2 separate regions of the Mus musculus genome follow, and region 1 is linked to region 2. Evidence: chromatin loops called from intact Hi-C (ENCODE). Cell type or tissue: left cerebral cortex. All regions are shown on one strand. Links, peaks and the distances in the headings refer to the core of each region. The heading gives the core; the rest is flanking DNA. Region 1 holds the start of Gm30529 (predicted gene, 30529). Region 2 overlaps Sez6l (seizure related 6 homolog like).

Region 1 (2,911 bases), core at 316-2,815, 180 kb after region 2:
CATGAGTGTAATGGTCCAGTCATGTCCAGAAAACACCCCTTAGCTCTGGTCTTCCCAGACTCCTGGCTATTACAGTCTTTCTGCCTCTCTCACTATGGCCCCTGAGCTATGTTGGGAGTGGGGTACAGTAGACAATGTAGATGTACGGATCCACGTGTGGATGGACTGAAACATATTCTTGGTACTTTGAGTAGTTGTGAGGTTCTGTTAACTGTCATGCACTACACAAAGAAACCTATGTGATTTGTGCTGAGAGTTGGTTAATCTCTGGGGCCTCTGAGCTCCCCCTAACATTTTCTGCATGATTTTATAGTATATCTGTGTCATGATTTGTATATGCTTAGCCCAGGTAGTGTCACTATTAGAAGGTGCGGCCCTGGTGGAGCAGATGTGGCCCTGTTGGAGTAGGTATGGCCTTGTTGGAGGAGGTGTAGCCTTTTGGAGGAGGTGTGGCCTTGTTGGAGTGGGTGTGTCACTATGGGTGTGATATCATCCTAGCGGCCTGGAAGCCAGTCTTCTCCTAGCAGCCTTTAGAGGAAGATGTGGAACTCTCAGCTCTTCCTGCACCATGCCTGCTTGGATGCTGCCATGTTACCTTGATGATAATGGACTGAACCTCTGAACCTATAAGCCAGCCCCAACTAAATGTTGTCCTTATAAGAGTTGCCTTGCTCATGGTGTCTGATCACAGCAGTAAAACCTTAACTAAGACAATCTGTTTCCTCCTATGGAGTGGGGTTTTAAATGCACACGAGTGGTTGGTTGTCTCATAACATTCATGCCACTATTGCCCATAGGGGTATATCTTGCCATGCTGGTCATTAGTGTAGTAAGTTCGTTGATGGATATGACCGTGGATAGATTTTCTCTCGTGGTAGCTGCATGGTACTGTCTGGTGGAGTGACATCTCCAGGTCAGTTACCAATTTGATTTTCTCCTTGACCCTGAGCAAAAGCTCAGAGACCAATGTCTTCAGCAACAGGTCTCAACATCAAGTTCTGCTGGGTAAAGATTCCTAGAATTAAATGTAAATGAAATACAACATGATATAAAGGTATGACCCAAAGGTGGTCCTAAAATAAAAATAAAAATAAAATAAAATAAAATAAAATAAAAATAAAATAGAAATAATCTATGGCTTTAAGTGCCTGTGTCAAAAATCAGAGATAGCTCAGTAAAAAGCCTGATGATAAAACTTATGGTACTGGAAAATCAAAGACAAGATAATCACAAGGTGGTAGACAGAGAGAAACATTTAAGATTGTGGAAAAAAATAATAAAACAAGATGAAAAAAATCAATAAAATGAAAAGCTGTTTTAAAAAAAAGATTAACAAGATTGACAAACCCTTAGCCAAATTAATGAAAAAGTAGTGAGAGAGATAACTCAAATTAATAAAATTAGAGGCGAAAAGGGAAAAATTACAACAGGCACCAAGGAAATCCCATGAGCCGTGAGGATGCACTTTAAAAATTTATAGACAGCCAGGGCTATACAGAGAAACCCTGTCTCAGAAAACCAAAAAATTAAAAAAAAATAAAAATAAAAATTTATATTCCACTAAACTGGAAAAAAATCTGAAAGAAACAGGATGAGTTTCTGGATGTGAATGACCTGTCAAAGTGAAACCAAGACAGGAAAAAAAAAGATTTACACAGATCTGTAGCAACCAGCCAGATAGAACTAGAAGCAGTAATTAAAAATTCCCCAACTAAAAAAAGCCCAGGCCAGATGGATTCAGTGCAGGATTCTACCAGCCTTTCAAAGAACACACAGCAGCGTTCCTCAAACTGTAATGTAAAATATGAAAGAGGGAGCATTTCTAGAGTCTTCAGCCAGGGTGCCCTGCAAAGCCGCCCTTGTGTCCTCTCCCAACAACTTTGACTCAAGTTCCTCGAGACAGGCTGTTGTCTGACAGAGTCTGTCTAGGACCCAGGAGAGCCACCACAGCCAAGGGAAGACAGGTAAGTTGGATGCAGCACGTAGCAATGAAGTTGGAAGTGAAATGTCCTGGAAGCCAAAGGCACTTATTTCAGACTCCAGGGAAGCAAGCCGTTGGCAAATCCGAAATATTTAGAAGCTTGGTGTGTCTGCATGTTGAAATATTTAGAAGCTTGGTGTGTCTGCATGTTGGTGTGTCTACATGGACTAGAAGGTAGAGAAGGTTCGGGATGGGCTGAAGTGAGCCCATCCACAGAGTGCTTCATGGTAGGGGAGGAGCTGGGTTTTATCTGCAAACGAAATGGCAGGAGGAAGATTCAAGATGCTCATGCCTGCTCAGGGCACAGGGCAGGAGAAAGCCATGTCAAGATCAAGGTCCCGTACAGTTCACATGTATTCATTCTTCTTTGTCACTTTCCAGAGGGGTTGTGGGTATTGTGGGTTGCCCTAGTGCTGTTTATATTCTGATGTTAATTCTACTCCCTCAAGAGGGCCTGCCCCCCCCCCTCCCCCAGGAGGAGTAGATTACATAATGTTGAGCCCAGGTTAAAAAAAGAAAGAAGGAAAGAAAGAAAGAAAGAAAGAAAGAAAGAAAGAAAGAAAGAAAGAAAGAAAGAAAGAAAGGAAGGAAGGAAGGAAGGAAGAAAGGAAGAAAGAAAGGAAGAAACCCAAAGAGACCACCAGGAACCACAACTCTGATGCAAGCCCATGAGAGTCTTTATTCAAGCCCGAGATTGGGCCACAAACCTTCCAGATGCAACAGGATAGGAAAAGCAACCACAAAGTCTAGGGGAAGGGTTTTTTTATAGGAAAAAAATGCAAGCGGGAGTGTCCAAGCCTTGGCATGACATGATTTTGTAAGAGGTTTATGGGGAACATCTGGTTATTAATTAGCTGCTGCTACAGAGGAGGAGTGATTATCACCCTTTGAAACTGTATCCCCTAAAGTGCAGAAAAGAATACAGTAGGA
Region 2 (2,911 bases), core at 296-2,795:
AGTCCAGGCAGGCACAGTGCATGAGGAGCTGAGAGTTCTACATCTTCATCTGAAGGCTGCTAGTGGAAGACTGGCTTCTAGGCGGCTAGGATGAGAGTCTTAAAGCCCACGTCCACACCTACTCCAACAAGACCACACCTCCTCCAACAAGATCACATCCATTTCCACAAGGCCATGCCTCCTCCAACAGGGCCACACGTACTCCAACAAGACTACACCCACTCCAACAGGGCCACACCTACTCCAACAAGGCTACACCCAGTCCAACAGGGCCACACCTACTCCAACAAGGCCACACCCACTCCAACAAGGCCACACCCACTTCAACAAGACCACACCCACTCCAACAAGGCCACACCCTCTAATACTGTCACTGCCTGGGCCAAGCATATACAAACCATAGCATATGCTGACCTCCTCAAACCTATTGAGCCCTTTCACCCACCAGCCTTTTCACAGGATAGCTCACTGGCAGGGAAAACCGACACCTTTGACCTTCACTTTGGTACCTCCCACTCAGTTTCCAACAGCCTGGCTCCCTGGGGACACTTTCCCTGGTCTCTGGCCTACCATCACCTCTTGTCCCTGAGTCCCTGAGTGTCAGGGTTTCTCTTGTCCCTACCTGCTCTGTGGCACTACCCCTATGACCCCTCTCTGGCACTCTCTGCCCTCCTCACCCCCGCCATGTTTTCTCATCTGGTCACATATTGGGGGGTTTGAATAAGAATGGTAGCCCCCTCGCCCCACCCCCATCCCACCCCCTGCACGAAGTGGAACTGTTGGGGGAAGGGTTAGGAGGTGTGACCTTGTTGAAGGAAGTTAGTTCCTGGGATGGGATTTGTAGTTTCAAAAGCCTGTGCCAGGCGCTCTGTCTCTGTCTCTGTCTCTGTCTCTGTCTCTGTCTCTGTCTCTGTCTCTGTCTCTCTGTCTCTGTCTCTGTCTCTGTCTCTGTCTCTGTCTCTGTCTCTGTCTCTCTCTCTCTCCTTCCTGTCTGTGGACCATGATATAAAGCACCTGTGTGCTTTTTACTCATGGACTCACCCTCTGAAACTCTAAGCAAACCCCCAATGAAATGCTTTTATTTATTTTTTATTACTTTGTTTTTTAAAGAAGAGTTTCCATAGTTACAATGTTTCTTTACAGCCACAAGCAGTAACTAAGACGCCATCCTGTACCAGGGCAGAGACTCGGAGAGAGCAGGACCCTCACAGCTCGTATCATAGGCGCAGAACCTGGTAACAGTGGACGTTTGTGGATGCTGGCAGGATCCTCGAAGGATGTCAGATCCACTAGCCAAGGATCCCCCCTGTCTGTCCTTGAAGTCCAGGTTTCCTCTTGCTGGCCTGTACTGTCTACTTCTTTCCACCAGAGGGCACCAGGCCACCTTAGTTGGAGGCTGTCACCAACTTTTTGAGGTCATGTTGACTAAGCTCAACCAACAAAACAGAACAGCAGCAGCTAAGCCCAAAGTCAAAGCAACAAAAGAAACAAGGGATGAGAGAGACCTCATCATTACGAAGAGGCCATGTGAAAAAATAAACCAAAACCAAAACCAAACAAACCCCCACAGAACCGGGGAAGAGGCCTACAAATCATATCTCATGAAGGTTTTGATCCATCATATGTAAAGAGCACTTATAGTACAGCAACAACCCAGTAACCTCTTGAGCAATGGCCAAAGGGATTAAAGAGCCTTTTCAGAGATGGCATACTGTCAGCTACAAGAAGCATTGAGAAAGATGTGACAGCAGTGCTTATCATGGAAACATGAGAACGTGGTGAGTCTGTAGGCCTACTGTGCTGATTGTAGAAAGCAGTGCATTGGTGAGCGTTGGAAGGAAGAGAACTGCCGTGTGCCACCAGTGGCAGGTGAAATGGCATGGTGTGGTTTCTGTGGGAAGTGTGGGTTTGTAGAGGTTACACTACACGACCTGGCAACACTGTTCTGAAGATCATATTTAAGAGAAATGGAAACTAATTTCTATGTTCAGAGCAGGGCAGTTACTTAGGTAAAAAGTGGAAATAATTCCAAAGTTCAATGTTGGATGGATGGGTAAACAAAACAGAGCATAATGTTCACAACGAAATATTACACAGCCATGAAAAAGAACAGCTTATACATGTTGCACTGCAGGGAGAGCTTGGAAACCCCGTGGCGAGTGGGAAAAGCTGCATGTCTGCTACCCGCGTGAGAGCTCACAACTGGCAGATCACAGAGAAGAAAGCTTAGCATCCAGGATATACAACAGCCACCACCAAGTCAGCTGCTGAGTGACTGCTAGAGAGCAAGGTTCTCACTGGGCAGAACACTGCTGTGTGGTATGTGTCCTCAGGAGCCAATTTCATACCCTGGGCACTGTATGACAGCACAGCCTGGAGGGCAAAGGCCTTACCCAAGGTTACACCCTATGCCCTAGGGCACTGGTTCTCAACCTTTTCACAAGGGTTGTAGGTCACATATCCCACATATCAGATTCGTAACAGTAGCAGTTTAATTACAGTTAAAACTAGCAATGGAATGATTTTACGGTTTGGGGTCAGCACAGCGTGAGGTCTAACCAGTGCCTTAGAGGGTGCTGGCCTACCCTCGCCCTGCCCGGCTGGCAAGCACTCATGGTACCTGAGCAGACAGGCTCCTGGCTGCTCCAGTGCGGTTTGGAGGCATTGATGCAGGTCAGCGTCTTGGCTCCCTGCAGCTCGTAGCCCAGGTGGCAATGGAAGTGGGCCACCCCGCCCGAGTGCAGATCCATCACCGTGACCTCTCCGGCATCGGGCCTCCGGGGAAAGGGGCAGCTCAGCATGAAGGCTGCGGAGAAGACAGCAACCCGAGCACATTAGCCATGAGCAGGGAGGCTGTGGGACCCACATCCTGGCAGCAGCTATGTGCTGGGGATGGAGGGGCGACCCTGTC

Evidence for each region. Hi-C counts contacts between places; a loop is a spot of excess contacts. Peaks named below come from ENCODE experiments on the same cell type or tissue, not always from the same donor. Only the 100,000 strongest peaks of a DNase experiment are listed, where the experiment ranks them.
Region 1: a loop joins it to region 2, with 2.7 times the contacts of the local background. A loop is called at or near these places in 4 of 42 quality-filtered maps.

The regions. Positions count from the first base shown.
Region 1 is chr5:112,647,623-112,650,533 of GRCm38, forward strand. Gm30529 (predicted gene, 30529) reads left to right here and starts at 1,575. Exons shown (of 3, transcript NR_166517.1): 1 at 1,575-1,964. In left cerebral cortex, for the core only: a CTCF peak has its summit at 1,879; DNase peaks (open chromatin) are centred at 1,744 and 2,201; H3K4me3 peaks cover 529 bases; H3K27ac peaks cover 652 bases.
Region 2 is chr5:112,468,977-112,471,887 of GRCm38, forward strand. Sez6l (seizure related 6 homolog like) reads right to left here. Exons shown (of 17, transcript NM_001253916.1): 5 at 2,621-2,806. Among named protein-coding and RNA genes, the nearest start is that of Gm42160, 6.5 kb to the right of the region's middle. In left cerebral cortex, for the core only: a CTCF peak has its summit at 1,366 (motif pointing right); a DNase peak (open chromatin) is centred at 1,388.